Linked DNA regions of Homo sapiens: regions 1, 2, 3 and 4 are each linked to region 5. Evidence: chromatin contacts called from ENCODE Hi-C or POLR2A ChIA-PET data. All regions are on one chromosome and are shown on one strand. The core of a region is the stretch at or near the end of the contact, and the rest is flanking DNA. Distances in the headings are between cores, read along the strand shown. Region 1 holds the start of LGALS14 (galectin 14). Region 2 holds the start of GMFG (glia maturation factor gamma). Region 3 holds the start of EGLN2 (egl-9 family hypoxia inducible factor 2). Region 4 has its middle 21 kb from the start of EGLN2. Region 5 holds the start of AKT2 (AKT serine/threonine kinase 2).

The links. A loop is a pair of places that touch in the nucleus more often than their neighbours do. ChIA-PET counts read pairs that join two places held with the same protein, here RNA polymerase II (POLR2A). Pooled maps may share reads with other maps.
Region 1: a loop to region 5 is called in a pooled map, with 4 times the contacts of the local background. The contact joins the promoter of LGALS14 here to the promoter of AKT2 in region 5. A Hi-C loop is called at or near these places in 1 of 37 single-sample maps with no recorded cell type and 1 of 50 pooled maps.
Region 2: a pooled map shows a loop between it and region 5 (5-fold over the local background). The contact joins the promoter of GMFG here to the promoter of AKT2 in region 5. A Hi-C loop is called at or near these places in 1 of 168 maps with a recorded cell type or tissue (CD4-positive, alpha-beta T cell), 1 of 37 single-sample maps with no recorded cell type and 10 of 50 pooled maps. POLR2A ChIA-PET finds 5 or more read pairs at or near these places in 2 of 52 experiments (Panc1 and naive thymus-derived CD4-positive, alpha-beta T cell).
Region 3: a loop to region 5 is called in a map of B cell, with 14 times the contacts of the local background. The contact joins the promoter of EGLN2 here to the promoter of AKT2 in region 5. A Hi-C loop is called at or near these places in 2 of 168 maps with a recorded cell type or tissue (B cell and chondrocyte), 10 of 37 single-sample maps with no recorded cell type and 17 of 50 pooled maps. POLR2A ChIA-PET finds 5 or more read pairs at or near these places in 1 of 52 experiments (naive thymus-derived CD8-positive, alpha-beta T cell).
Region 4: a loop to region 5 is called in a map of ascending aorta, with 2.9 times the contacts of the local background. The contact joins the enhancer-like site here to the promoter of AKT2 in region 5. A Hi-C loop is called at or near these places in 1 of 168 maps with a recorded cell type or tissue (ascending aorta), 1 of 37 single-sample maps with no recorded cell type and 5 of 50 pooled maps. POLR2A ChIA-PET finds 5 or more read pairs at or near these places in 2 of 52 experiments (OCI-LY7 and naive thymus-derived CD8-positive, alpha-beta T cell).

Annotation. Positions count from the first base shown.
Region 1 is chr19:39,701,876-39,707,032 of GRCh38, forward strand. It overlaps LGALS14 (galectin 14), which reads left to right and starts at 2,606. Exons shown (of 4, transcript NM_020129.3): 1 at 2,606-2,668; 2 at 4,722-4,798. The coding sequence starts at 2,654. RefSeq lists enhancers at 2,513-2,642, 2,663-2,752.
Region 2 is chr19:39,332,491-39,338,450 of GRCh38, forward strand. GMFG (glia maturation factor gamma) reads right to left here and starts at 3,553. Exons shown (of 7, transcript NM_004877.4): 1 at 3,484-3,553; 2 at 2,945-3,041; 3 at 2,771-2,820; 4 at 587-636. The coding sequence starts at 3,486.
Region 3 is chr19:40,794,924-40,800,440 of GRCh38, forward strand. EGLN2 (egl-9 family hypoxia inducible factor 2) reads left to right here and starts at 4,268. Exons shown (of 6, transcript NM_080732.4): 1 at 4,268-4,339; 2 at 5,416-5,517. It overlaps RAB4B-EGLN2 (RAB4B-EGLN2 readthrough (NMD candidate)), which reads left to right. Exons shown (of 12, transcript NR_037791.1): 8 at 5,416-5,517. It overlaps RAB4B (RAB4B, member RAS oncogene family), which reads left to right. Exons shown (of 8, transcript NM_016154.5): 8 at 1,647-2,019. MIA-RAB4B (MIA-RAB4B readthrough (NMD candidate)) reads left to right here. Exons shown (of 10, transcript NR_037775.1): 10 at 1,647-2,021. RefSeq lists silencers at 4,046-4,405, 4,556-4,605.
Region 4 is chr19:40,817,119-40,822,760 of GRCh38, forward strand. It overlaps the pseudogene CYP2F2P. Among named protein-coding and RNA genes, the nearest start is that of EGLN2, 21 kb to the left of the region's middle. RefSeq lists an enhancer at 1,396-1,605. Within about 2 kb of position 1,618, at least 16 of the 41 ENCODE cell types and tissues checked have a DNase peak (open chromatin) inside an H3K27ac peak, as active enhancers do.
Region 5 is chr19:40,283,460-40,289,012 of GRCh38, forward strand. It overlaps AKT2 (AKT serine/threonine kinase 2), which reads right to left and starts at 1,886. Exons shown (of 14, transcript NM_001626.6): 1 at 1,722-1,886. RefSeq lists enhancers at 911-1,050, 2,207-3,038 and a silencer at 1,421-1,920.

The DNA.
Region 1 (5,157 bases), core at 1,356-3,855, 580 kb before region 5:
CAGCCTCAAAAAAGAATGAGATTATGACTTTTGCAGGAACATGGATGGAGTTGGAGGTCATTAACCTTAGTGAACCAATGTGGAAATGAAAAACAAAATACTGCATGTTCTCACTTAGAAGTGTGAGCTAAATGATGAGGCCCATGGATACCAAGAGGGAAACAACACACACTGAGACCTACTTAAGGGTGGAGGGTAAAAGGTGAGACAGGAGCAGAAAAAATAACTATTGGGTACTAGGCTTAGTACCTGGATGTGAAATAATCTTTACCGCAAACCCCATGACACGAGTTTCCCTGCATATGTACCCCTGAACATAAAATAAACGTTTAAAAAACAAAGAAAAAAACCAATGTCACCTTTCTTCTGGAATCTGCAGGAGAAACAGTGTCTCTGAAACTTTGATTCACATGGACATCAAGAGAAAGGAGAGAGTATTGCTAGAGTCCAGGTGTGGGACAGACAGATGAGAGCAGCCCTCACCTGGTAGAGCCAAAGGGCTTAGCATGGGGCAGGTTCATGCAAGGACGTTCTCTACCTCCCCCCCGGATCATCCTGAGGATCAAGGGCAGTGCTGTCCCAGAATCTTTAAAGGCAAAAAGAACAATTTAAAGGCAGAATGTATGATCTGTAGGTGTCTCTTTCCAATAAGTGTGGGGAAGAGGAATACAGACTACGGGGGTACTGGTCCCTTAGGTGAGGTCTGCACAGCTGGTATGCAGTACCAGCTACTCAGGATACTGAGCTGGGAGGATCACCTGAGCCCAGGAGCCAGAGGTTGCAGTGAGCCAAGATGGAGCCACACCACTCCAGCCTGAATGTCAGAGTGAGACCTGTCTTAAAACAACAACAAAAGGCGAGAAAAGACAAGAACAGAGAACAGATACTTTTCTTTTCTTTTCTTTTCTTTTTTTTTTGAGATGAAGTCTCACTCTGTCCCCCAGGCTGGAATGCAGTGGCATGATCTTGGCTCACTGCAAGCTCTCCCTCCCGCATTCATGCCATTCTCCTGCCTCAGCCTCCTGAGTAGCTGGGACTATAGGCGCCCGCCACCGGCCCGGCTAATATTTTGTATTTTTAGTAGAGACAGGGGACGCTTCTCAAAAGTACACATACAGGTGGCCAACAAGTATATAATAAAAGCTCAATATCACTGAACATTAGAGAAATGCAAATCAAAACTACAATGAGATACCATCTCACACCAGTCAGAATGGCTCTTCTTAAAAAGTCAAAAAAGGACAGATGCTGGCAAGGGTGTGGAGAAAAAGGAGCACTTACAGATTATTGGCGGTGGTGTAAATTAGCTCACCCATTGTGGAAAGCAGTGTGGTGATTCCTCAAAGAGCTTATAACAGAACTACCATTAAACCCCGCAATCCCATTACTGGGAATGGTGTATACACTACTGTATACACAGAAGAATAGAAATTATTCTGCCTTAAAGACATATGCATATGAATGTTCATTGCAACACTGTGCACAATAGCAAAGACACAGAATGAACCCAAATGCCATCAAGGACAGATTGGATACAGATAATGTGATACATATACACAATGGAATACTATGAAGCCCTAAAAAAGAATGAGTTCATGTCTTTTGCAGGAACATGGATGGAGCTGGAGGCCATTATTTTTAGCAAACTAATGCAGGAACAGAAAACCAAATACTGCATGTTCTCACTTATAATTGTGAACTAAATGATGAGACTCATGGACACCAATAGGGGAACAACACACACAGAAGCCTACTTGAGGTTGGAGGGTGAAAGGTGAGATAGGAGCAGAGAAAATAACTATTGGGTACTACGCTTAGTACCCAGGTGAAGAAATCATATGTACCACAAACCTCATGACATGACTTTATCTGCATATGTACCCCTGAACCTATAATAAAAGTAAAAAAAAAGAAAAAAGAAAAAAAATCTCATCTTTCTCCCAGAATCTGCAGGAGAAACAATATCTCTGAAACTTTGTTTTACATGGACTCCAAGACAAAGCAGAGAATGCAGCTAGAGCCCAGGTATGTGACAGACAGATGAGAGTGACCCTCACCTGGCAGATCCAAGGGGCCTAGTGTGAGGCAGGTTCATGCAAGAACTATCTCTACTTCTCTTCCCAGATCCTCCTGAGGATCAAGGTCAAAAGGATCTGACCCTTAAAGGCCCTCCCAGAACCTTTAAAGGCAAAGAGAAGAATTACCTTCTAGGTCTAACGTCTTTTTCCAAAATTCCCAATTTTTTATTTTTAGTCATTGTACAAATTGAGGAAATGTACACCTTCTGGCTAGATTCTGCATACTGGAGAAAAAGCTTGAGAGGCACAAAGGCTGGGCTTTACAATCCCTACCCCTCACTCCATCATCCTTATCTATGCATTTCCCTGGTAACCCAATCCACAGCCTGGTACCTCCCCCACTGTCATTTCTGCTGCATTACAGACACAGACCTGCAAACATCTATGGTTGTGACAGAGTTTCTTTCTGACACCTGAGTCTTTCTCCTGCTGCACGGAAAGCTTGCTGGGAGGGGCTTGGAATCTGGCATGAAGCCAAAGGGCATCTCTGAGTTGCAGCATTTAAATGATCCCACTCAGAGATTCACACAGAAGACTGGACACAATTCCGAAGAGCTGCCCAGAAGGAGAGAACAATGTCATCACTACCCGTGAGTTGAAAAGTCACAGCCTTCAATAATCTCAAGTCACATAAACCAAGAAAGAAACAGGGGAGGTTTTCTGAGTTGAAAATATGAGCATTCCTACTGTGAATGCATTACCGAGAGTTGTGGGTGTGTAGAAGAGAAACCCTGAGGCTGTGGTATCTGAGATGATTGTGGGTGTAGGCTGTGGACCCTGGACCAGTGTAACCCTCTGTGAGGGTGTGGTGGTGTCTGATGAGAGTGAACTCTGCTGAGATTAAGTGACTTTAGGTGGGAGGTGGATGACCCACCAGGACCGGCAAGTGTGTGAGTGAGTGTAAGGGGGTGAGTGTGCTTTGTCTTCCTGTCTGTGATGTGAGTGTGTGTGGGCACAGCCAGACCAGTGCATGGTCATCTTTATGTGCACAGTGAGCAGGTGTGTGTAACTCAGTGAGTGGCATGGCTCTGTGTGACTATGGGTGTGTGTGCTGGGATGTGACTGGGTATTGAAGGGAAAACATGCACGTGGCCTTCTGTGCATGTGAAGGTTCCTCCCCACACAGCAGCACCTCTGATGAAGCACCTGTGTGTCTTTTCATGTGTGGCAATGTGGATCCCAAGTGGCTTAACTGGTGGGGATCTTGGGGATTGTGAGTTACCAAGGACTCGTTTCAGATCACTTATGAGAGCGAAATATATCATCAGTAGATATCTCTTCCCAGTAAGAGTGAGGAAAAGGAACGCAGATTATGGGAGAGATGGTTCCTCAGGTGGGGACTGCACAGAGTGATCACTGGCTTTTGCCTCCCAGGCTCAGCTTCCCTGTCGCTAGCCCAGCCTGTTCTTCCCATTGTGGAACAGGCGAGTGTGAAGATACTGATTTGCCAGGGAAGAATATTAGAGGCCGTGGTTAAAGAGACGGAATCAAACAAAATATCCACTGTAAGCTCTGTCTGAACTGAGACTAAACTTGTTCCTCCACTCATGAAAGAACAAGCTGTCTGAATTCAGACAGTGCTTACTGTGGACATTACTCAACAAAGCAGCTGGGTTCACTGGTTCATGACTATAATCCCACCAATTTGGGAGGCAAAGATGGGAGGGTAACTTGAGGCCAGAAATTTGAGACCGGTCTAGGCATCATAGTGATATGCTTTCTTTAAAAATCTTTAAATATCTGACTGGCAGAGTGGCAGACACCTTTCACCCCAGCTACACAAGAGGGGGCAGATGTGTGAGGATCACTGCAGTCCAGGAGTTCGATGTTTCAGTGAGCTGTGATTGCACCACTGCATATCAGCCTGGGTGACAGAGCAAGACCCTATCTCAAAAATACAGAAAAATCATCAACCACTTGCAGTCGTCGTAGAAATCAATCATTCCCTCCAGTTATGTCCCTGACCCACAGGCTTCATTTGTGCAAGTACTGGGGCTGTGCTGTCAGTAATGTGTGCCGCTTCTGGGAAGGACGTCCATTGCCCTTGATGATTGTGGTGCGTGTACATCCCACACACAGGGGTTTCCTGTTCTTTCGTCATTTCCCTTTCTCTTTCAACAAGTGTTGTTTCTCACTGGAGTGAATTTTTAAATTCTTTCACCCTCAAGTCTTGTTTTCATTTTCTGAGTTGAAAATAAGGCAGGTCAGTGTTTCAGGAGGACTCCCCTGTTCTGTTAGGTCACCCCTAATTGACCCTATACATGCCAGGGATTAGGGTAAAAGTTTTACCTATATTAACTCCTCTATTACTGAGAACACCCTACAAAGTAGGAATTCCTGATAGTCCTCCTTGTCCTGGGGAAACTGAGGCAGGGAGAGGTTAAGTAATAGATCTAAGATTGCACTGCTAGTATAAGGCAAAATGAGGACTGGAATCCAGGCATCCGGGCTCTTGAACAATTGCTCTTACCTATGGATCCACCATATCTTCAGGAATATGGGGCCCTGACTGTGGTAGGGTGAAAGGGGAGAGGCCTCAGAGTCTGACCTTTGATCTCTAACCTCCTGCACCATGGGAATCTGTTACATAGGGGAGGTTACACCTTACCCTTTAGCTCTCACTCACTCTCCATACCCTGGCAGGTACCATACACACTGCCTGTTTCCTTGCCTGTTGGTTCGTGCGTGATAATCACAGGGACACCGATCCTCACTTTTGTGTGAGTACTCCATGGTCCAATGGAGGGGGTGGAGGAGAGAAGGGAGAATATTTGCTAAGGGTTTAACCTTATGTGTGAGTGATGTGGAAAACTCTAGTTGGCATAATGAAGGCCTCATGCAAGTGCAGGCCCTGGAGACCTTCCAGCAACAGACATGAGACCTGTAGAAACTGCATGCAGGCCAGCCACGGAACCTAGGGGAGGAGAACACTCAGTGGGTTTGGGTTGTGGCTCTTTATTAAAGGGCATAGAATTTTCAGGAAATGAACAAGTCATAGGCCCATGTCACTGACTGGCGCTCAGTTTTTGTCTGGGGATGAGGAACACAGCATCTCCCTGCCTGGGGGCATGAGGAGCTA
Region 2 (5,960 bases), core at 2,303-4,802, 950 kb before region 5:
TGCCAGCGTAATGTTGAAACAAAAACTCAACAAAGTTTGTACAAAAAAAAAAAAAAGACTCTTAAACCGGTATCATAAATAATCGGTATAAAATTCTGCAATAAAATATTGCTATACAAACAAAAAGTTCTAGAGTATGAACTCTTGGCCTCAAACACAGAGATTCTTTTTTTTTTTTTTTTTTTTGAGATAGAGTCTCGCTGTGTCACCCAGGCTGGAGTGCAGTGGTGTGATCTCAGCTCACTGCAGCCTCTGCCTGCCAGGTTCAAGCGATTCTCGTGCCTCAGCCTCCCAAGTAGCTGGGATTACAGTCACATGCCACCACGCCCAGTTAATTTTTGTATTTTTAGTAGAGACGGGATTTCACCATGTTGGTCAGGCTAGTCTTGAACTCCTGACCTCAAGTGATCCACCCTCCTTGACCTCCCAAAGTGCTGGGATTACAGGGATGAGCCACCTCACTCGGCCAAACACAGAGATTCAAAGTCCATGAATAGGGCTGGAACTCCAGCAGTCCCTTAGCCTATACCTCCAACATCACCCCTCCCCTCATGGCCTGATCCAACCCTTTCTTCCCCCAGGATACCTGGGCTGTCTCTCCGGCAACTCCATTTTGAGCTCCTCTGGGGAAATGTTCTGAGGCAAGAAAACAGAAGAAAAGACAAAGAATGAGGCAGGGCGCAGTGGCTCACACCTGTAATCCCAGCACTTTGGGAGGCCGAGGCAGGCGGATCACAAGGTCAGGAAATCATTCAGACCATCCTGGCTAACAGGGTGAAACCCGTCTCTACTAAAAATACAGAAAATTAGCCAGGCATGGTGGCATGCACCTGTAGTCCCAGCTACTCGAGAGGCTGAGGCAGGAGAATTGCTTGAATCCGGGATGCAGAGGTTGCAGTGAGCCGAGATCGCGCCACTGCACTCCAGCCTGGGAGACAGAGTGAGACTCCATTTCCAACAAAAAAATTAGCCAGGCGTGTTCAGGAGGCTGAGGCAGGAGAATTGCTTGAACCCGGGAGGCGGAGGTTGCAGTGAATCAAGATTGTGCCATAGCACTCCAGCCTGAGCAAAAAAGATCGAAACTCCGTCTCAAAAAAAAAAAAAAAAAAAAGAATGACCACCTTTAGGTGAGCACTTACCATGTGCCAAGGCATCGTTCTATGAAACACACATGGATTAATTCATGCAACTATCCCGTAAGTCTGTGGGGTAGGTCCCATCATTATGCCCACTATACAGCTGAGAAAACTGAGGCCCAGAGGTGTTAAGGCATTTGCCCAAGATTGCACAGATAGAAAGCAGCAGAGTTGAGATTTGAATCTGGGTTCGAATCATAACTGCTTCACTATACTGCCTTTCAGAGGGCCTGAGAGAGCCCCAGCCCCCAGTCTCCATGGATTCCCTTATAAATCCTTATCGCAACACTAGAGAAATAAGCCTTATTATCATTCTTGTTATTGATAAAGACAGTGAGGCCACCAGGGGGGTGAGGTCTACCCCCTTTTTTTTTTTTGTAGAGATGGAGTCTTTTTTTTTTTTTTTTTTTTTTTGAGACAGAGTCTGTCGCCCAGGCTGGAGTGCAGTGGCACGATCTTGGCTCACTGCAAGCTCCGCCTCCGGGGTTCACGCCATTCTCCTGCCTCAGCCTCCCGAGTAGCTGGGACTACAGGCACCCGCCACCACACCCAGCTAATTTTTTGAATTTTTAGTAGAGACGGGGTTTCACCATGTTAGCCAGGATGGTCTCGATCTCCTGACCTTGTGATCCGCCCGCCTCAGCCTCCCAAAGTGCTGAGATTACAGGCGTGAGCCACGGCACCCAGCCGAGATGGGGTCTTGCTTTGTTGCCCAGGTTGGTCTCAAAACTCCCAGCCTCAAGCAACCCTCCCACCTCAGCCTCCTGTGTAGCTGAGATCACAGGTGCACACCACTGTGCTTGGCTAATTTTTGTATTTTTAGTAGAGTTAGGGTGTTACCATGTTGCCCAGGCTGGTCTTAAACTCCTGGGCTCAAGTGATCCTCCTGCCTCAGCCTCCCAAAGCGCTGGGATTACAGGCATGAGCCACCATGCCTGGCTAGCTTTTTAACTTATATGGAAACTCTTTCATTTAAATGCCAATAAAGCATTATTATCATCATTATTAAGATCATCATCACCTTATTGAGCACATACTAAGTGCCAGGCCTTGTTCTAAACCCATTACAAGAATTAAATCACTGGATGTAAAAACAAGCCTATGAGATAAGTACTATTCTCCCCATTTCACAGATGAGGAAATAGAGACACAAACAGGCAAAGTCTCTTGCTGGGGGTCATGAGTGAGCTAGAACTTGATCTCCAGGGTTTTTTGTTTTTTTGTTTTTTGTTTTTGTTTTTGAGACAGAGTCTTGCTCTGTGGTTCAGACTGAAGTGTAGTGGCACAATCTCGGCTCACTACAGCCTCCATCTCCCGGGTTCCAGCGATTCTCCTGCCTCGGCCTCCCAAGTAGCTGTGATTACAGGTGCCCACCACCATGCCTAGCTAACTTTTTATATTTTTAGTACAGATGGGGTTTCACCATGTTTGCCAGGCTGGTCTTGAACTCCCAACCTCAGGTGATCCACCTGCCTCGGCCTCCCAAAGTGCTGGGATTACAGGCATGAGCCACTGTGCTCGGCCAATCTCCAGGTCTTTCTACCCCCATGCCAGGCTCTTCATATCAGTTCCAACCACTTGGTTCTCCCAGTCTCACCCTGTACCTCCCAGTCCCAATCACCCCAGCCCATCACCTGAAATTCTTCCTCCAGCACCACCATCTGCCGGTCTTTGTCCACCTTCACTGGGGAGGGGTGGCACACAGGGATTAGACACTCCCCCTGATCCATGGGGGACACAAGCCCAGCCCTCCCTATCTGCCCTCACCACCGCCCTCCCATCCTTCTGTGGGGGAAGATGTCACTCACTTATGATGGCTGCATTGTCTGTCTCTTTTCGGAAGCGGAATTTCCTCAGCTTTTCTGTTAGCTCTGGGTCTACCTCGCACACCACCAGGGAGTCAGACTGCCGGAGGGACCCAGGAAGAGCTGAAATGGCCTGGCCTCAGCCCTCACCCCTTCCCCAAACCTGTTTCTCCATCCACTAATGAAGAGGAGCATCGCGCCGGCCCATCTGATGCCTTTGTGAACATTGAGAAAAGGCACCCTTCCCACAGAGTAGATACCCCTCACCAGGGCACTCAGCTTGGGGGGCGGAGCAGAGGCTGGGTTCCCGCCTTCTCCACGGGGACTCTTGGGGGACACTCAAGGAGGTGCAGAGATCCACTTCCTGAGCCTAAACCCAGAGCCACTGTCTCTCTGTTCTTCCAGCCGGGCTGTTCACCACAGTTGGGCCCCCTTCCCGGCCCGTGACCTCCATCCCATAGCCTGACCTTCGCCCAGGTGTCCTCCAAGCCCCAGCCCCAACCCCAGCCCCAGCTCTTCCCATAGAACCCCTGGCCCCTGACCATGATTGTTCTGTCCACAGGCCTCTTCTTTTCTTAGTTCCGCTGTCTTCTAGGCGTGGGGACCGGGGCTGTAGGGGGGCGGGCTGTGCAGTAGGAGGAAGGTTTCATCCAACACCACATCCTGTTTATGCCCTTTCTGGGACAACTGTCACAGAGGGCTCCTCCCCCTCCTTCCTTCCCCTCATCTGCCAGGACCTGTCAGGAAATCGCTCAGACCAGGGTTCCAAAGCTTCCTTGCTGTGTGACCCTAGCTAAGTAACTTCACCCCTCTGATTTGAGATTGTGGTGAGGATATAAATAGCTTCACATCGGCCGGGCATGGTGGCTCACACCTGTAATGCCAGCACTTTGGGAGGCCGAGGCGGGCGGATCACCTGAGGTCAGGAGTTGGAGACCAGCCTGACCAACATGGCAAAACCCCATCTCTACTAAAAATACAAAATATTAGCCTGGCATGGTGGTGCACGCCTGTGATCCCAGCTACTCGGGAGTCTGAGGCACAAGAATTGCTTGAATCCGAGCAGCAGAGGTTGCAGTGAGCCAAGATCACATCATTGCACTCTATCCCAGGCAATAAAAATACAAATAAATAAAAATAAATAAATAAATAGCTTCACATAGCTGCCAGCATGGCAGACACAATAGGTACTAAAAACGAACTATTTTGCTCCTCCCCTCCTCCAGGTGGCCTTCCTAGATTTACCCCCATCTGGGATATTTGAATTGCAGGGCTGGAAAAGGGGAGTTTAGTCTTTTGCTGGTCAGACTGACGCCCATTATGTCAATGGCAAAATGGGGACCAGAGGGGCAACCCCACAGTGCCTGGGTAATGGTGACTTTTTTCCTGCACTTTTCCAACCTCACTAGCCTTGCAATGACCTATGAGGCCCTACAACAAGGGAGTTCAATCCCGTCAGACCGGTACCCAATTTTTTTTTTTTGAGACAGGGTCTCACTCTGTCGCCCAGGCTGGAGTGCAGTGGTGCGATCTCAGCTCACTGCAACCTCCGCCTCCCAGGTTCAAGCCATTCTCCGGCCTCAGCCTCCCAAGTAGCTGGGACTACAGGCACGTGCCACTACGCCCGGCTAATTTTTGTATTTTTAGTAGAGATGGGGTTTCACCATGTTGGCCATGTTGGTCTCGAACTCCTGACCTCAAATGATCCACCTGCCTCAGCCTCCGAAAGTGCTGGGATTCCAGGTGTGAGCCACTGTGAGCCACCATGCCCGGCTATTTTTTTTATTGAGTATTTTTGCACTGCCCCCTTTTCCCATCCCGAAATAAAATTCCTAGATAATATAACCTACTTACACACATAAATTCAAAAAAAAATCAATATAATGTCCTGACTGTCATATAAAGAAGAAATAAAAGGAATGTAGTTCACACAAAAACCATATGTATTTCAGTGAGAAGATAAAAGCAAACAAAAGACAATTTCCACAGGGTCCTAGGCCAACTGTGACTGGCCCACTTCCCTCCATGGTGGGCAAACCCCGGACCCTACACTGGACTCTACCCCTTCACCTACATCTCTGCAGCTGTCCTCTCTCTCCCTCTTGTCTCACCAACGTCCCCATGCCTCCTGGATCTTTCTCCTTAGCCTCCATGCAGTGTTACTTCTTCCATCTTAATTTTTTTCTTTTCTTTTTTTCTTTTATTTTGAGACAGGGTCTCATTCTGTTACCCAGGCTGGAGTGCAGCGGTGTAATCATGGCTCACTGCAGTCTCCAACTCCTGGGCTCAAGCCACCTTCCCACCTTGGCCTCCTAGGTAGCTGGGACTATAGGCACGCAACACCATGCCTGGCCAATTTTACTTTTGATTTTTATAGAGACAGGATCTCGCTATGTGGCCCAGGCTGGCCTCAAACTCCTGGCCTCAAGCGATCCTCCTGCCTCAGCCTCCTGGTGTGCAGGGATTACAGGCGTGAGTCACTGTGTCTGGCCTCTTCCATCTTAAAAACATAAAACTGTATCTCCTGTCCAGCTGCTGCTCACTCATTTCCTTCCCTTTTCTGCAAGATTTCTCAAAAGAGGCCGGGCGTGGTGGCTCATGCCTGTAATCCCAGCACTTTGGGAGGCCAAGGCGGGTGGATCACGAGGTCAGGAGATCGAGACCATCCTGGCTAACAAGGTGAAACCCCGTCTCTACTAAAAATACAAAAAATTAGCCGGGCGTGGTGGCAGGTGCCTGTAGTCCCAGTTACTCAGGAGGATGAGGCAGGAGAATGGCGTGAACCCAGGAGGCGGAGCTTGCAGTGAGCCAAGATTGCGCCACTGCACTCTAGCCTGGGTGACAGAGTGAGACTCCTTCTCAAAAAAAAAAAAAAGATTTCTCAAAAGAATAATCTACATTGCTGCCTCCAATTTCTCCTCCCAGTTTTCTCTTCTGCCTTCTCCAATCAGCCTTTCACCTGTATTCCTCTCAGCTGACATGCCCTTGTCAAGGTCACCCATGCACTCCACGGTGCTGG
Region 3 (5,517 bases), core at 3,018-5,517, 510 kb after region 5:
CACAAGGTCAGGAGATGAAGACCATCCTGGCTTGATCTGTAGATCAAGTGAAACCCCGTCTCTACTAAAAATACAAAAAAAAAAAAAAAAAAAAAATTAGCCAGGCGTGGTGGCAAGTGCCTGTAGTTCCAGCTACTCAGGAGGCTGAGGCAGGAGAATGGCGTGAACGCAGGAGGCGGAGCTTGCAGTGAGCCTAGATCGCGCCACTGCACTTCAGCCCAGGCAATAGAGCGAGGCTCCATCTCCAAAAAAAAAAAAAAAAAAAAAAGATGTGAGCCAGCCAGTTGCAGGATTTCTGGAAGCTCCCAGGTAATGCTATATACAACCAAAGTGAGAACCACTAACCTAACGTTGTCTCCCCAGCTTGGGGAACAGTGAAATGAGACTTAGAGCCAGGGTGATCCAGGAACATAGAGGGACACAGAAAGATACAAAGGCAGGTTCATTTTATTTATTTATTTATTTATTTATTTATTTATTTATTTAAATTTTTTGAGATGGAGTGTCCCTCTGTTGCCCGGGCTGGAGTGCAGTGGTGTGATCTTGGCTCACTGCAACCTCCGCCTCCTGGGTTCAAGTGATTCTCCTGCCTCAGCCTCCCAAGTAGCTGGGACTACAGGCACCTACCACCACGCCTGGCTAATTTTTGTATTTTTAGTAGAGACGGGGTTTCACCATTGGCCAGGGCGGTCTGAACTCCTGACCTTGTGATCTGCCTGTCTCGGCCTCCCAAAGTGCTGGGATTACAGGCGTGAGCCACCGTGCCTGGCCGATTTATTTATTTATTTATTTATTTATTTTGAGATGGAGTTTCGCTCTTGTTGCCCAGGTTGGAGTGCAATAGTGCAATGTCAGCTCACCGTAACTTCTGCCTCCTGGGTTTACAAGATTCTCCTGCCTCAGCCTACTGAGTAGCTGGGATTACAGGCATGTGCCACCACACCTGGCTAATTTTGTATTTTTAGTGGAGATGAGGTTTCTCCATGTTGGTCAGGCTGGTCTGGAACTCCCGACTTCAGGTGATCTGCCCGCCTCGGCCTCCCAAAGTGCTGGGATTACAGGCATGAGCCACCGCGCCCGGCCTATTTATTTTTTTGAGACAGTCTCACTCTGTTGCCTAGGCTGGAGTGCAGTGGCACAATCTTGGCTCACTGCAATCTCCACCTCTCAGGCTCAAGCGATGTTCCCACCTCAGCCCCCCAGGTAGCTGGGACTACTGGTGCATGCCACTACACCTGGCTAATGTTTGTATGTTTTTGTAGAGACGGGGTTTCGTGGTGTTGCCTAAGCTGGTCTCAAACTCCTGGGCTCAAGCATTCCTCCTGCCTTGGCTTCCCACAGTGCTGGGATTACAGGCGTGAGCCACTGCGTCCATCCAGATTCATGATATTTAGATGTTGAAATGTGGCTTTACAGACTCAGACAGCTCTCTGAGGCAAACAAAGAGGGAGATGCAGGTACCCTCAGCACAAGCCCCAAATTACCTGCAGGGGAGAGGCGGAAAATCAGACAATGTAGAAACCGGGAGAAGAAAGGTATGGACAGACCGATGCAGATAGGAGGGGAAGGAAATACCTGGAAATGAGATAGAGACCGGCTGGACAGACCCCGGGGACCCTGCAGGTCACCACACCCTTCTCTTTCAGCTCACCTGTTCTCCAGGACCAGCCCTGCTGGGGCCCAGGCCCAGGCTCTGAGAGGCCGTGTCCTAACCTGCCCTGGCCCCGGAGAAGCTACGTTGCCACCTGTCCCCCTTCCCTGGCCTGGTGGGGCCTGGCTTTGGGGCAAGACTGAGCCACGGGGGAAGGGGGAATCCCGTACCTGCTGCTGCTTCCTCTGTCTTGGCTAACGTCTGTCCCCCTGAACCCCTAACCATACCCCAAGAGCTCCCAAAGCCTGAGACCAGGGTCATTTGTCCCCAACTCCCCATCTGGCCCTGCTGTTGCTAGTACCTGTTATTTATTACCTGGAGGCCTGTCCAGCACCCACCCTACCCCCATAAAGCATTGTTTACACCTGTGTCTTGGCCTCCATTATTGTGAGATGGCAGGGAGATGGAAGAGGTCCCTGATGGAAGAATCATGTGTCATGGTGTTTGGGGGCCTTGTTTCTGTTTTTTTGTTGTTGTTGTTGAGATGGAGTTTCCTTCTTGTTGCCCAGGCTGGAGTGCAGTGGCGTGATCTTGGCTCACCACAACCTCCACCTCCCGGGTTCAAGCTATTCTCCTGCCTCAGCCTCCCGAGTAGCTGGGATTACAGGCATGTGCCACCACACTTGGCTAATTTTGTATTTTTAGTAGAGATGGAGTTTCTCCATGTTGGTCAAGGTTGGTCTCGAACTCCCAACCTCAGGTGATTCGCCCGCGCTGGCCTCCCAAAGTGCTGGAATTACAGGTGTGAGCCACTGGGCCTGGCCTTGGGGGCCTTGTTTCCTGATTGGACGTGGTGTGGGGTATACCAAGCATGATGACTCAGGTGCCTGTTGCGGAGGGAGGGAATTTGTTACTGTGTGGACAGTTTGTGACAATCTGTGTTCTAAGCTCACGTGTGTAAACACGCTGATGTCCCTGTGTTTGTGACATGTGTACATGTTTCCAGTACCTGCATATGGGATGATGTCTATAGGATATAATGTGTGCTGGTTGTGTGTGATGCTGACAGCCGTAACTGCTCTGTGGCCTTGGTCATTGTATTGGTGAGGCTGGTATTGTTTGGGACATCAAGGCCAGGGGATGGGAATTTGGACCTATAGGTGGGCCTCCGGTGTGTGCATGTCTGATGCCTGAGAGTCAGAGGCAGTGACTCACTACTGCGTGTGTGCCTGTGCATGTGTACCCCGAGGTCTGTGTGTGTTTTGGTGTGAATTTGGCTCCTTTTAAACACCCATGTGTGGCCAGGCGTGGTGGCTCATGCCTGTAATCCCAGCACTTCGGGAGGCCAAGGCAGATGGATCACTTGAGCCCAGGAGTTGGAGACTATAGCCTGGGCAACACAGAGAGACCCTATCTACAAAAATAAAAAACAGAAAAAGTTAGCCAGGTGTCGTGGTACACACCTGAAGTCCCAGCTATTCCGGAGGCTGAGGTGTGAGGATCACTTTAGTTGGGAGGTTGGGCCTGCAGTGAACTATGATCATGCCACAGCACTTCAGCCTGGGCAAAAGGGTAAGACCCCATCTCAAAAACAAAACTAAACTAGAAACACCCTTGTGTGGCCATGAACCCTGTGTGTGCCCTGAGGACTGCGGGCTTTTGTGCAATCCTCACGCATGTGTGGATACCAGTATGCATGCCCTTGTGCTCACGCGAACCGCCCTACGCCCTCAGGTGGCCTGCAGGGGACTGGTGCAGCCCCGAGGACACTCCCAGTTGCTCGTCGCCCTCCCATCTCCACGTCGGCCTTCACCGACCCGGCGGGAGCCTTGAGTCCCAGCTCTCCAGAGCAATGGTGGAGCGGGCAGGGCATTCAAAATGACCTTATCTCCTTAGTCTCCTAAAGTGTTCCCAGCTGGCCATGCAAATGTCTTCTCTGTGTAGCGTTCCGTGGATTTTTTTTTGTTTCATTTTTTAATTTTGTGTAAAGATAAGGTCTCACTCCGTTGCCCAGACTTTCCCTGGTTCTTTATTCTGATTCCCACAATCGTCCCGAGGGGGCAGGCCGGAGCGGGTCTTGAAAATACACATTTGCACATCCCTTCTAGTCCGCGTTCCCTTTTCTCAAGGGCAACCCGCACTTTTTTGCCTCCGTTATAAAAGATACTTATGTAAATTACTGACGTGCGAATTTACATACATTTCTCAACTAACTGCGTAGCCATTTCTCCGTCTCTCACCTCCGTTCCTGGACGGCGAGAAGGAGGAGGAGCTGACCATGTAAATGAAGTCACGCGCACCGCGCTGCCGAACTCGGTGCCCCGCGCTGGGCGGGGGGCGGGTAGGCCTGTCCATGTAAATCACATCATTTGCGTGCCCCGCCCCGCCGACGCCACTTGATTCCAACATGCAAGAAACGCCCCCTCCCAGACCCGGCCCCTCACACTGCGTTCCCCCTCCCGCGCAAAGGGGGCGGGGCGGAGGATGCAAATGAACCTCGTGTAGGCCACGGACCGCTGTTTCCTTTCTCCTTGGTAGGGGGGTTGTCCCGAACTTCCTCGCCCCGCTCCGCCCCGCCCCGCGCGGCTCGGGCCTGCGCAGGCGCCGTCCCCTCCGCGGGGCGCGGTCACGTGCCCACCGGGCGAGGCGGGGCGGGGCGTCGCGCGCGGTGGGGGCGGGGTATGGCGCGCTGTGCGGCGCAGGGCGGCTGGCACAAACGGCGGCGCCGGGGCCGGAGGAAAAAGCTCGGTGAGGAGGTCGCGGGGCGAGAAGGGAGCGGGAGGAGACTAAGCCGGAGCCGGGGCGCCGGCGCGAACCGGGCGGGGTGTGGGGGCGCGCGCCGGGGCCTGCCGGGGCGACCCCGGGAAGGGGGATGTGGGTGCGGCGCGGGGGAGGGGACGCGCGCCGGTTACGTTGGGTGCCGGCCGTTGTGGGGGTTGGGGTGGGGGCGGGGAGCGCGCGCCGGGCGGAGGCCGAGTGGAGGGGGAGGGGAGGGGGTCCGAGCGGCCCTTAGGCCCTGCCCCTGTCGCCTACTGCGCTCAGAAGGGGCCTCAGGGCCTGCCCCGGGTTGGGGGCGTTGGGGTGCCCTGGATGGGGGCACCTTTATCTCTCGTCCTGTCTCCGGGTGCGTGCACCCTCCTCCGTCCTTTCCTCTGTCGCCGCGGACCCTCTCCCCGAGGGCCCCTCCCGTCGGTCAGTCTCGGGACCTCCCTTCCGTCTGGGCGTGTGTCCGCCCCCGGCCGGCTTCCTCCCGTCGGGCTCGGGTCGACCCCACCGTCCCGCTCCGCCCCGGGTCCTCCCTCCCAGCTTCCCTCCGGTCTATTTTTCTGTCTCTGGGCCCCTCGTTCTCTTTGTTTTTGGACTCCCCAGTTTCCTCTGTCTTTTGACCCCCCCGCCCCCACCCTGACTCTCCCTGGAACCCCCACGTTTCTCGTTGTCTTTCTGGAACGCCGAGGCAGGTCCCTCCTATTTTCCAAACCCCCTCCTTTCCCACTCCTCCACACCACCCTTTTCTACTCCAGCCCTCCTTCTTCTGTCTTTGGTTACCGCGTCCCACAACCTGCACCACAGTCCTCTGTCTTAGGGTCATCTACCCAGCCCCTGGCCTCCAGCCTCTCCCTATCACTGCCTCTTATCTGTCAGCGGACTCCCGCACCTCCAGATTCTCAGGGTCCTCTCCCCGACTTGGCCTCAGGTTTTGGGGGGCCTCTATAGTCAAGTCTGTCCTGGTCGTCTTCCCCACTCCTGCCCATACCATCCCGGCTTTCCCCTGCCTGCCTGTCTCTAGTTTCTCTCACATCCCTTTTTTTTTTTCCTTTCTCTAGCCACCCTGAAGGGTCCCTTCCCAAGCCCTTAGGGACCGCAGAGGACTTGGGGACCAGCAAGCAACCCCCAGGGCACGAGAAGAGCTCTTGCTGTCTGCCCTG
Region 4 (5,642 bases), core at 368-2,867, 530 kb after region 5:
GTGGTGGCTCATGCCTGTAATCCCAGTGCTTTGGGGGGATGAGGTGGGAGGATCGCTTTAGGTCAGGAGTTCAAGACCAGCCTAGGCAACATTGCAAGACCCTGTCTCTACTAAAGATTAAAAAAAAAAAAGTTAGCCAGGCACGGTGACTGTAGTCCCAGCTATTTGGTGATCTGAAGCAGAAGCAGGAGGATCAGTTGAACCCAGAAGTTCAAGGTTGCAGTGAGCCTTGAATTGTGCCATTGCACTCCAGCCTGGGCAACAAGAGGGAGACCCTGGCTATAAAAGAAATAAACAGGGTAGGTGCGGTTGCCGGTGGCTCACGCCTCTAATTCCAGCACTTTGGGAGGCTGAGGTGGGCGGATCACAAGGTCAGGAGATTGAGACCATCCTGGCTAACAGGGTGAAACTCTTGTTTCTACTAAAAATACAAAAAATTAGCCGGGCGTGGTGGCGCACGCCTGTAGTCCCAGCTACTCAGGAGGCTGAGGCAGGAGAATCACGTGAACCAGGGAGGCGGAGGTTGCAGTGAGCCAAGATCGCACCACTGCACTCCAGCCTGGGTGACAGAGCGAGACTCTGTCTCAAAAAAAAAAAAAAAAAGGAAAGAAAAAAGAAACAAAAGCCCCCAAAACAAACCAGAGCAAAGTAGGGAGACTTAAATGAGGCATTCAGAACAGTGTGCAAATAGGGAGTGTCATTTAGTGTCAGTGCTTGTTCCATCTTAGCCTCACTTTGCCCTGCTTTCCCCATCTCTCTGCAGTGCCCTGCATCTCTTGCATATTCTCTCTGATATCTCTCTGCTGTCATCTTCTTCTTGATATCTCTCTGCTGTCTTCTTCTTTTTCTTTCTTACTTTTTTTTTTTTTGGGGGGGGTCTCACTCCTGTCTCCCAGGCGGGAATGCAGTGGCACAATGATAGTCCATTGCAGCCTCGACCTCCCAGACTCAAGAAATCCTCCTGCCCCACTTTTTGACTTTTTTGTAGAGTCAGGCCTCACTCTGTTGTCCAGGCTGGTCTCAAACTCCTGGGTTCAAGCGATCCTCCCGCCTCGGCCTCCCAAAGTGCTGGGATTACAGGTGTGAGCCACTTCGCCTGGTCCTGCTATCTTTTTCTCTGTCTTGGTTTCTCTGCCTCACTGGCTTCAGGTCCTCGCAGCCTTTACCTTCAAGCCTGTCTCCAGGATACAATTTGTCCCACCCTAGCCACCCTAAAGGTGAGGGCAAAACTAGCCAGTGTCTCCATCTCTGCAGCCAGCTCCCTTCTCCCCATCCTAAATGACTCTCATTCTCACTTTAATTCAGCCAAGACTGGTTTGAATCTATTACAATGTACTAAGAAATGATACAAAAAGCCCAGAAAAGGGCGTGCCATAGAACAAGCTCTGTGGGTACAAAAAGACATGCCACATCTGCCTCTGCCCTGCAGACGGGGTACAGATTGGAGGGATGGGGGAAGGGCACGCGGCAGGCACAGCATGCAGGGAAGACAGCGTGACTGCCAGAGGGATGGAGGCAGACCGTGGACCAAGAAGGGGACGTAGCAACCCACATGGGTGGGCCTCATCGCTCACAGGCGAATCTGGAAGGGCCGGGGCGTTAGCGCGGGTGCAGGCACAGCTGGAAAGGCCGCGGCAAATTGCCAAGACCTGAGCTGAGCGGGGTCAGGTCGATGTCCTCGGGCGCACCCAGCGGCTGCAGCGAAAAGCTCTGCAGGATGGCGGTGAGGTACAGAAAGAGCTCCATGCGCGCCAGCGACTCTCCCAGGCACAGACGGTGCCCTGCAGGGGTGGCAGGATGGGGAGCGGTGGTGAGATAAGATGAGGTTAGAGGCTGCAACCCCACATTCCCAGAGGAAAACATAAGAGGAAAGGAAGACAGCAGCTGGGGACGTCACAGATTCACCCATGTAAAGATGTGGGAAAGATGCTTTAAACTGTGGAGCGGAATGACCTGGGCTGCTTGGGTTCGAATCCCGGTGCTGTCACTACTAGTTTTGTGATCCTGGACAAACCACACTTTCTGGGTATTTAAAATGGGGATATGAAGACTGGGCGCGCTGGCTTAGGCCTGTAATCCCAGCACTTTCGGAGGCCGAGGCAAGAGGATCTCTTGAGCCCAGGAGTTTGAGAGCAGCCTGGGCAACACAGCAAGATCCCATCTCTATAAAAAATTTAAAAAAAAATGTGCAAGGTGGCACATGCCTGCAGTCCCAGCTGCTTGGGAGGCTGAGGCGAGGGGATCACTTGAGCCCAGGAGATCAAGGCTGCAGTGAGCCATGATCGTGCCACTGCCCTCCAGCCTGGGTGAGAGCAAGACCCTGTCTCAGAAAGAAAAATAAAAGGAGGGATAGTAATAGTGCCTCATGAGGCTGCTGTGAATGGTAAACACAGGGAAAGCAGTGAGGCTGTAAGTAGCTCACCATGGGCCATGCCCTACTCTAAGCATTACATCACAATTAATTCTAACAACTCCAAGAGGCAGGCCTTAGTATTATCTCCATTTTATAGATGTGGACATTGAGGTACAGAGAAGTGAAGTAACATACCCAAGGCAACACAGCTAGGGGGTGACAGATGGGATGCAAACCCTGCTGGAATCTGGGCTGCACATTCCCAGCGGAAAACATAAGCTCTTAGCTGGGCTCTTGTAGAGGCAGCACTTGACGCACAGTAGGCAATATGGTAAGTTACCTATTATTATGCCAGTTGTTTTTTCTTTTCCTGCTACTGAGTAAAGAGGGAAGTATTTTTCAGCAGGGTAAAGAGGAAAGCCAAAAAACAAAACAAAACAAAAACCCTAGAACCACCTCAACTGCGCCACCCAGTGGAGAGGTAGACAATGACCACTCCCAAGTTCAATTATTATTTTTTCTTTTAAACATTTTATATATTTTTTATTTTTGGCTAGTCAGTATTTTTTATTTTAGAGAAAGGATCTCGCTCTGTCGCCCAGACTGGGGTGCAGTGGCATGATCATACTCACTGTAACCTCAAACTCCTGAGCTCAAGTGATCATCCCACCTCAGCCTCCCAAGTAGCTGGGACCGCAGATGCACACCACACCACATCTAGGTAATTTAAAAATTTTCAGTAGAGAAAGGGTCTTGCCATGTTGTCCAGGCTGGTCTTGAACTCCTGGCCTCAAGCGATCCTCCCACCTCAGCCTCCCAAAGTGCTGGGATTACAGGCATGAGCCGATGAACCTGGCCCAAGTTAAATAATAATTATTATAATTATTATTTATTTATTTTTTTGAGACGGAGTTTTGCTCTTGTTGCCCAGGCTGGAGTGCAATGGCGCGATCTCGGCCCACTGCAAGCTCCATCTCCTGGATTCAAGTGATTCTCCTGCCTCAGCCTCCAGAGGAGCTGGGATTACAGGCATGTGCCACCATTTCCTGCCTAATTTTTTTTCTTTTTTTTTTTTTTTTGAGATGGAGTCTCACTCTGTCGCCCAGGCTGGAGTGCAGTGGTGCGGTCTCTGCTCACTGCAAGGCCCGCCTCCCAGGTTCACGCCATTCTCCTGCCTCAGCCTCCCGAGTAGCTGGGACTACAGGAGCCCACCACCATCCCCGGCTAATTTTTTTGTATTTTTAGTAGAGATGGTGTTTCATCGTGTTAGCTAGGATGGTCTCGATCTCCTGACCTTCTGATCTGCCCGCCTTGGCCTCCCAAAGTGCTGGTATTACAGGCGTGCATTCCTGGCTAGTTTTGTATTTTTAGTAGAGACAGGGTTTCACCATGTTGGTCAGGCTAATCTTGGACTCCTGACCTCAGGTGACCTGCCCGCCTAGATCTCCCAAAGTGCTGGGATTACAGGTGTGAGTAACTGCCCCTGGCTGTTAAATTATTATCATTATTTTTTTTGAGACAGAGTCTCGCTTTGTTGCCGAGGCTGGAGTACAATGGTGCAATCTCGGCTCGCCGCAACCTCCGGCTCCCGGGTTCAAGTGATTTTCCTGTTTCTCCTCAGGAGTAGCTGGGACTATGGGCGCCCACCACCACACCCGGCTAATTTTTGTATTTTAAGCAGAGACAGGGTTTCACCATATTGGTCAGGCTGGTCTCGAACTCCTGACCTCAGGCGATCCACCCACCTCAGCCTCCCAAAGTGCTGGGATTACAGGTGTGAGTCACCATGCCCAGTCCCAAGTTAAATTATTAATCAACCTCCCCACCTTGCTTCACGAGGATTTTAGTCACTACTTGCCTATAGGAGCAGAGTTGAGAGGAGGAATGAATGTCTCTGTGCATCCAAAGCTGAGAATGGGTGGAAGGAAGGAGTGAGCGGATTTGGCAAGTGGAATTAGGATGAGGAATGTAGGTAGAAATTGGGCCAGAAAGACTCTGATTCCTGCCCTCACCAGCTGAGAAGGGCATGAAGGCTGGACTCTTCTTGAAGGACTGATTGGCATCCAAAAAATGCTCGGGGTTGAACTCCTGGGGCGTCAGGAACTGGCTGGGGTCGTAGTGGACGGTGTTAAGGAGGGTGATGACATCGGTGCCCTGTGTGGGTGAGGAGGTGGACTTAGCAGTGTAGGAGGGCTGGGAGGCTCCCAAACTCCTTTCCATTGTATTGGGCTGGGTGTCCTGGGGACTTGATAAGGGGTGGGTATAGGTGGGTATAGGACTCAATCGGGGGCCAAGGAAATATGTGTGGGTGTCTAGGGTTCCAAGTGATGGGTGCTATATGCTGTATTATTGGGGACTTTGGCAGGGATGTGGGAAACCCCCACCCTTTGTGGGAGCAGATGTGGGGTTTCTGGGGAAAAGGAGGGGTCCCTGAGAATAGCGTTTAGGCCCAGGGATCCTCCAGATGAAGTTCCACACCCCAGGGCTTCCAGGGAGGGGTTCTAGGAAGGGGATTTGTCACGGTGAAGGGGTCTAGTCCAGTATGATATGAGATGGGGTCCTGGCAAAGGCCTGAGCTTCTGGATTTAAGGGTCTGAGATGTCTGTAGCTAGGGCTTGGGATGCCAGTTGCTAAGGCCTGGGGTGTTGATTGCTAGTGCCTGGGATACTGCTTGCGAGCTGCAAGAGCCTGGGATGCCTCCTCTTAGGTTGCCTGATGTCGTTTGCCAGGCCTAGCGCACCTTGGGTATCAGGAAGCCGTGAAAGGCCGTGTCCCTAGTGATGCGGTGCGGCAAGTTCATGGGGATGATGTCTGCAAAGCGCTGCACCTCGTGGATCACCATGTCTGTGTAAGGCATGGCCGCGCGGTCCTTCAGCGCTGGCAGCCGCACGTGTCCCACCACAAGGTTGATCTCCTCCTGCACGTGGGCTGGAGGGGAAGGGGGAAGTGGGGTGGAGGGTATCAAACCAGGCTGGGAAGAGGTGTGTCCGTATGTGGGGAGGGGTCTAGTCAAAGCCTCCCAGCGCTGGGCGCCACTGCTGGGGCGTATGTGAGAATTAGCTAGAGCTGGCCGGGCGCGGTGGCTCATGCCTATAATCCCAGCACTTGGGAGGCTGAGGTGGATGGATCACTTGAGCCCGGGAGTTTGAGACTGTAGGGAAAAGAAAGAGAGATCAGACTGTTACTGTGTCTATGTAGAAAAGGAAGACATACGAAACTCCATTTTGATCTGTACTAAGAAAATTACTTTGCCTTGAGATGCTGTTAATCTGTAACTTTAGCCCCAACC
Region 5 (5,553 bases), core at 636-3,135:
CAGGAACCACGAGCCACGGAAGCCAGTCAGCTTGGAAGTCACTGCTGCGGACTAGGGGCAACCATCTGCCCCCTCTGACCACATCACCAGCCCAGGTCTGCTGGGTCAATCAGGGACTGCAGCCAGTCCTCTGGGAACTCCAGACCCAGAGCAAAGGCTACAGGGCAAGCCAAGGTCATGATCTGGCCTAGGGAGCAGGGACACTGGCCACAGACCTCTGGGGCTGGCTGCTCCCAGCACCAGCCCACAGACCACAATAAGACACCAGATCCATGGGGGATCTGACTGTCCCAAGCCCTTCAGAGCAGCCTTCCTCCCTGGGCCAGGCTGGGCCAGGGGCACCCCCACTCCAAGTCCCCTTGGCCTATGCAAAGAGGAACAGCTGGGAAAACAGCTCCCGGCCTCACTGCAAGGCCAACTGTTACTGCCTTGGTGGGGAGTGTAAACATGATGTGTGACCGAGCTGGTAACTGGGAGACACAAACAGCTTCGTGGCCAGCGACAGAGGAGCATGTAGTGGTCTGCGTTGGTTCCTGGACCCTTCACATCCACTGCCAACCAAGTTCAGCCCACGAGTGAACTCCTGCTGCTTCTCTGGGAAGGTAGGAGTGGATGAAGTTGAAAAGCAGCCCATTGGAGGCTCTAGTTACTCCAGCCCAGGCGTCTTGCTGAGCCCCAAGAGGTCTCCAAATGAGAGGAAGAGGTCCTCACAATCCCAAGATCAAGATGCCCCCAGAGAGCTTCCCTGGGGGGAAGAGGTGTTCCCCCAAACACTCCTTCCTCCCAAGTTTTAACAAGCGGGTGCAGGGGCACGGCTCCTCAAATCCAAGCCCAATCCCTCTTCCTCTTCAGAATGTTAAGGCTCAGACAACTTCAGTGACTTCTAACACAGCTTTCCTCCCTCCCCTATGGAAGGAAAGAACTGTTACTGCCTGGTAAATAATCTGAGAGGGTAATGGAATCCAGAGCAGCACCTCCATGGTCCAAAGCACCCCAGTAACCATGACGTTCCCTCCAGAGTCGTTAAGAAGTTCAATAAAGGCTGAGATCAGTGTAAACCCCCAACGCCACACACGTCAAATACAGGAAACAGAAACCCCTCCTCACCAATCGGCATCACAGTCCTCCCAAAATACGCCCCTAAAACCCACTAGGGCCTGTCCCGCCCCGTCCCAGTCCCTTAAAGATCACAAACATCACAGTCCTCTGATTTGGGTTCCCCTACGTTCTAAGCAGGGCTCCCCCAACGCCGTGGTGATATAACCCAGCCACAGTTGGGGAAGCATCCTCCCCAGAAGCCCCCACCCCTGTAAATACAGCACAGCAACGGCTTCCACAGCGCCAAAAAGGTACAGCCCTCTACACTTGATGCGGCGCGCCCCCTCGATAGCTTAGCCCGCGCACGCCAGGCTCGATCTGCCCGCCGCGCCCGAAAGGTCCAGCCCCCGGCCCGCGCACGCTGCGGCCTGCGCTCCCCGTCCCGCAAACTTGCAGCGCTCCCCCCACCGCCTCAGTGGTATGGCCCGCCGCCACCGCCCCGGCCCCCCGAGGCTGGTCCCACCGCCCCCGCTCGGCCACCCCCACTCAGCTCCTGAAGGAGGGGCTCGAGGGCCGCGGTCCCCCCGCCGGGCACGGGTGGTACAGCCCATCGCGGCACCGCGGGGGGCCCGGACGCGACCATCGTGGGGGGGGCGTTCGGGGACACGCGCTGGCGCACTCACCTGTCACCGGCAGCCGCCCAGCCTCTCCGGCGGGGCTCTACCCCCGCCCATCGCCACGCTGCGCTGGTTCCCTTTCCTTGTGTTTCCCGGCAGCGGCAACGGCGCCGGCAGCGGCAGCGGCGGCGGCGACGCCTCCTCCGAGGCAGGCCCAACGGCTAGCACGGCGCGGCCCCCCCCGCCCCCTCCCCCCAGCCCCCGCTTACCGCCCCCTCCCACCCTCTGGACGGAAATACCGCCCTCTCGCGCCACAAACAGGAAGTGACGTACAAAGAGCCAGAGACGAACTCTGAGAGAGCGAGAGCGCAAGAGCAGGGCAGAGAAGGAGGCGGGCTCACAGCAGGGCGCCTGCGCACATTAGACAACTTTGGGCCTGTGTGGGTTAGAGATGGGCCTCGCTAGGCCGTGGGGCGGAAAGGCGAGATGGGGCTACGCAGGCGCACTAGGACTCCGACGTCTGCTTTCCCTAGGGCCTAGCCGTAGTGATTATTTCCCGGCAGCCCCTAGTCCGTATTTACATACGCTTTGATCTTGTTTTACTCAGTTCTGGGTTCTGACGCTCTTAAAGGACCCCGGAGCGGGAGTTAGTTAGGAGGGGTTTCCTTTTCAGTGTGCTCGTCATGGTTGAGCTCAGGCTCTGAAGCCACACAACCCCAGACTTGAATTTCCTCCTTTCTGGTGACTGTGGGCAGAAGGCTTGACCGTTTTCTGTGCCTCAGTATCCACATCTGCTAAATGGAAACAATCATCGCTGTGTCGCTGGCTTTTGAACCATTTTAATGTAAACAAAACGGTTTTTACCAATTAGTTCATTACTGCAAGATATTAATGCCACCTGCTCTCATCGTACATATTCCAGTGAATCTGGGATATAACATTTTATAATGCAACTTGGGCCCATAAAGGCCTTAAAATCACCCTGCGGCCGGGCGCGGTGGCTCACTCCTGTAATCCTAGCACTTGGGGAGGCCAAGGCAGACGGATCATGAGGTCAGGAGTTCGAGACAGCCTGGCCAACATAGTGAAACCCCGTCTCTACTCAAAATACAAAAAAAAAAAAAAAAGCCGGGCATGTCGGTGTGTGCCTGTAATCCCAACTACTTGGGAGGCTTGAGGCAGGAGAATCGCGTGAACCCGGGAGGCAGAGGTTTCAGTGAGCCGAGATCATGCCATTGCACTCCGGCCCGGGCGACAGTGCAAGTCTCCGTCTCAAAAAAAAAAAAAAAAAAGAAAAGAAAGAAAAAAGAAAAAAAATGACCCTGCAAGAAAAGAGCTTTGCACAGATCCTAATCCGTATATTAGCTAGTATACTGGACAGCTGTGAGACATCTGGCTCCCAGCCCCTCCTCTCTCATAGGGGATTGTGCTGCCTCCTGAATTTGGGTTCCAGTATGCCATATAACTTGGCAATTGTATGCATTGGTAAGTGAGAAAAATGCCTGACTGAGAGTTGAATCCTGGGTCCACCTCAGTCTGTGAGAGTGTTTCAGGCAAATCCTGCTGAGGGTTCGGCTTTCGTTTTCTGAGACGTAAACCTAATGCTGGAACTAGCCCTTTCTTATTTGGTTTCTAGCTTGGAACTTGCTGCTTGGTATTCCTAATTCCCGGTCTTCCCCATCAGTCGGTGTTAATAACTCTGACCAATGCCTCCCCCTTCACAGCCCTAACCATTTTCATCTATTACTGTCTGGTGACAGGTCTGTTTCCCCCACTGCACAGGAAACACAGTAAAGGAAGAGACCAAGACTGTCTCAGAGATCAGTGTGTATCCAACATTGCCCAGAGTGGGCTCTTGCAGAATGTTTGTTTCAAGCATTAGCCCTTCTGCCCTAATCTAGACTCAAGGTTACTGTGACCAACCCTCTTCACTCCTGTCCACACTGAACAGCTCACAGGCCATTCCCCTACGTCTAAGTCTCCCCTGGGCCAACTTGAATCCTAGCCCCTCCTAGGGCACTTAATTATGACACACTGAGATCTCACTGAAACCACCCATGTGCTTGTGTATAAACTCCTTGCAGCACTGGTAGTCAAGGGCAGTGGCTTTCTCTTTTTTTTTTTTTTTTTTTTTGAGACTCACTGCATCGCCAGGCTGGAGTGCAGTGGCGAGATCTTGGCTCACTGCAACCTCTGCCCTCTGCCTCCCAGGTTCAAGCGATTCTCCTGCCTCGGCCTCCTGAGTAGCTGGGATTACAGGCACGCGCCAACACGCCCAGCTAATTTTTTTGTATTTTTAGTAGAGAGGGGGTTTCACCATGTTGGCCAGGATAGTCTCCATCTCTTGACCTCGTGATCCACCTGCCTTGGCCTCCCAAAGTGCCGGGATAACAGGTGTGAGCCACTGCACCCGGCTCTTTCTGGTTTTGGTTTTTTATTGTTTTTTTGAGACAGGGTTTCACCCCCTCCGTCACCGAGGTTGAAATGCAGTGGCACAATCTCAGTTCACTGCAACCGACACCTCCCATGCTCAAGCGATCCTCCCACTTCGGCCTCCCAAGTACTGGGACCACAGATGTGCGCCACTATGCCCAGCTAATTTTTTTGTATTTTTGGTAGAGACGGAGTTTCGCCATGTTGCCCAGACTGGTCTCAGACTCCTGAGCTGAGGCGATCCACCCACCTTAGCCTCCCAAAGAACTGGGATTAGAGATGTGAGCCACCGCACTTGGCCTAATATTCTTTTTTTTTTTTTTTTTTTTTGACACAGTCTCACTCTGTCTCCCAGGCTGGAGTGCAGTGGTGCCATCCGCCATCTCGGCTCACTGAAACCTCCGCCTCCTAGGTTCAAGTGATTCTCCTGCCTCAGCCTCCTGAGTAGAGGGATTACAGGCGTGCACCACCACACCTGGCTAATTTTTGTATTTTTATTTATTTATTTATTTTTGAGTCTGAGTTTTGTTCTTGTTGCCCAGGCTGGAGTACAATAGCACGATCTCGGCTCACCACAACCTCCGCCTCCTGGGTTCAAGCGATTCTCCTGCCTCAGCCTCCCAAGTAGCTGGTATTACAGGCATGCACCACCACGCCTGGCTAATTTTGTATTTTTAGTAGAGATGGTGTTTCTCCATGTTGGTCAGGCTGGTCTCGAACTCCTGACCTCAGGTGATCTGCCCACCTTGGCCTCTCAAAGTGCTGGGATTACAGACATGAGCCACCACGCCCAGCCCTTAATATACTATTTATTTCAATTCCGCAACCCTGCTGAACTGATTTTCTGGTTGTGCCTTGTAGTTTGTAAAACATTAGTCTAGGAGGTAAACAACACTTTTTAGCATTGATGATGAGTAGGCCCAGGTTCTAATCGTATCTTTTCTGTGTCCTTGTCAAAGTCACTTCACTTCTCTGAGCTTGCCTTTCTTTATTCTATTAAGACAGTAATAATATAATTTATTTAGCAATTGTTACAGGCCAAGTTCTGTGTAAACACACTCCCACTGATGCTATCCTGTTGCTATCTACACAGTAACCCTGGAGGTTAAATGTAACAGCACATTAAGGGCCTTGCTTGAGTTCCCAGGACAAGTTAAGGACAAAGACAGTATTTGAACCCAGACAGTTTGATACCAGAGCCTGTGCTCTTAACTCAACTCATGCTAGAAAATGGAAAAGTATTGGCCCTACTTTTGTGCCCTATGTTACTTCTGCAAATGGCTTAGTTATCTTTGGGGGGCCTCAAAGGCCATCCTGGGCAACATAGCGAGACTCTTTCTCTATTTTCAGCATCAAGGGTGAAACTTGAGGGCCACTTTGAATCTTGTGGCAGGGCAACACAGCGAGACCCTTTCCATTTCAGCATCAAGGGTGATCGATCGAGGCGACTGGGCATGGTGGCTCA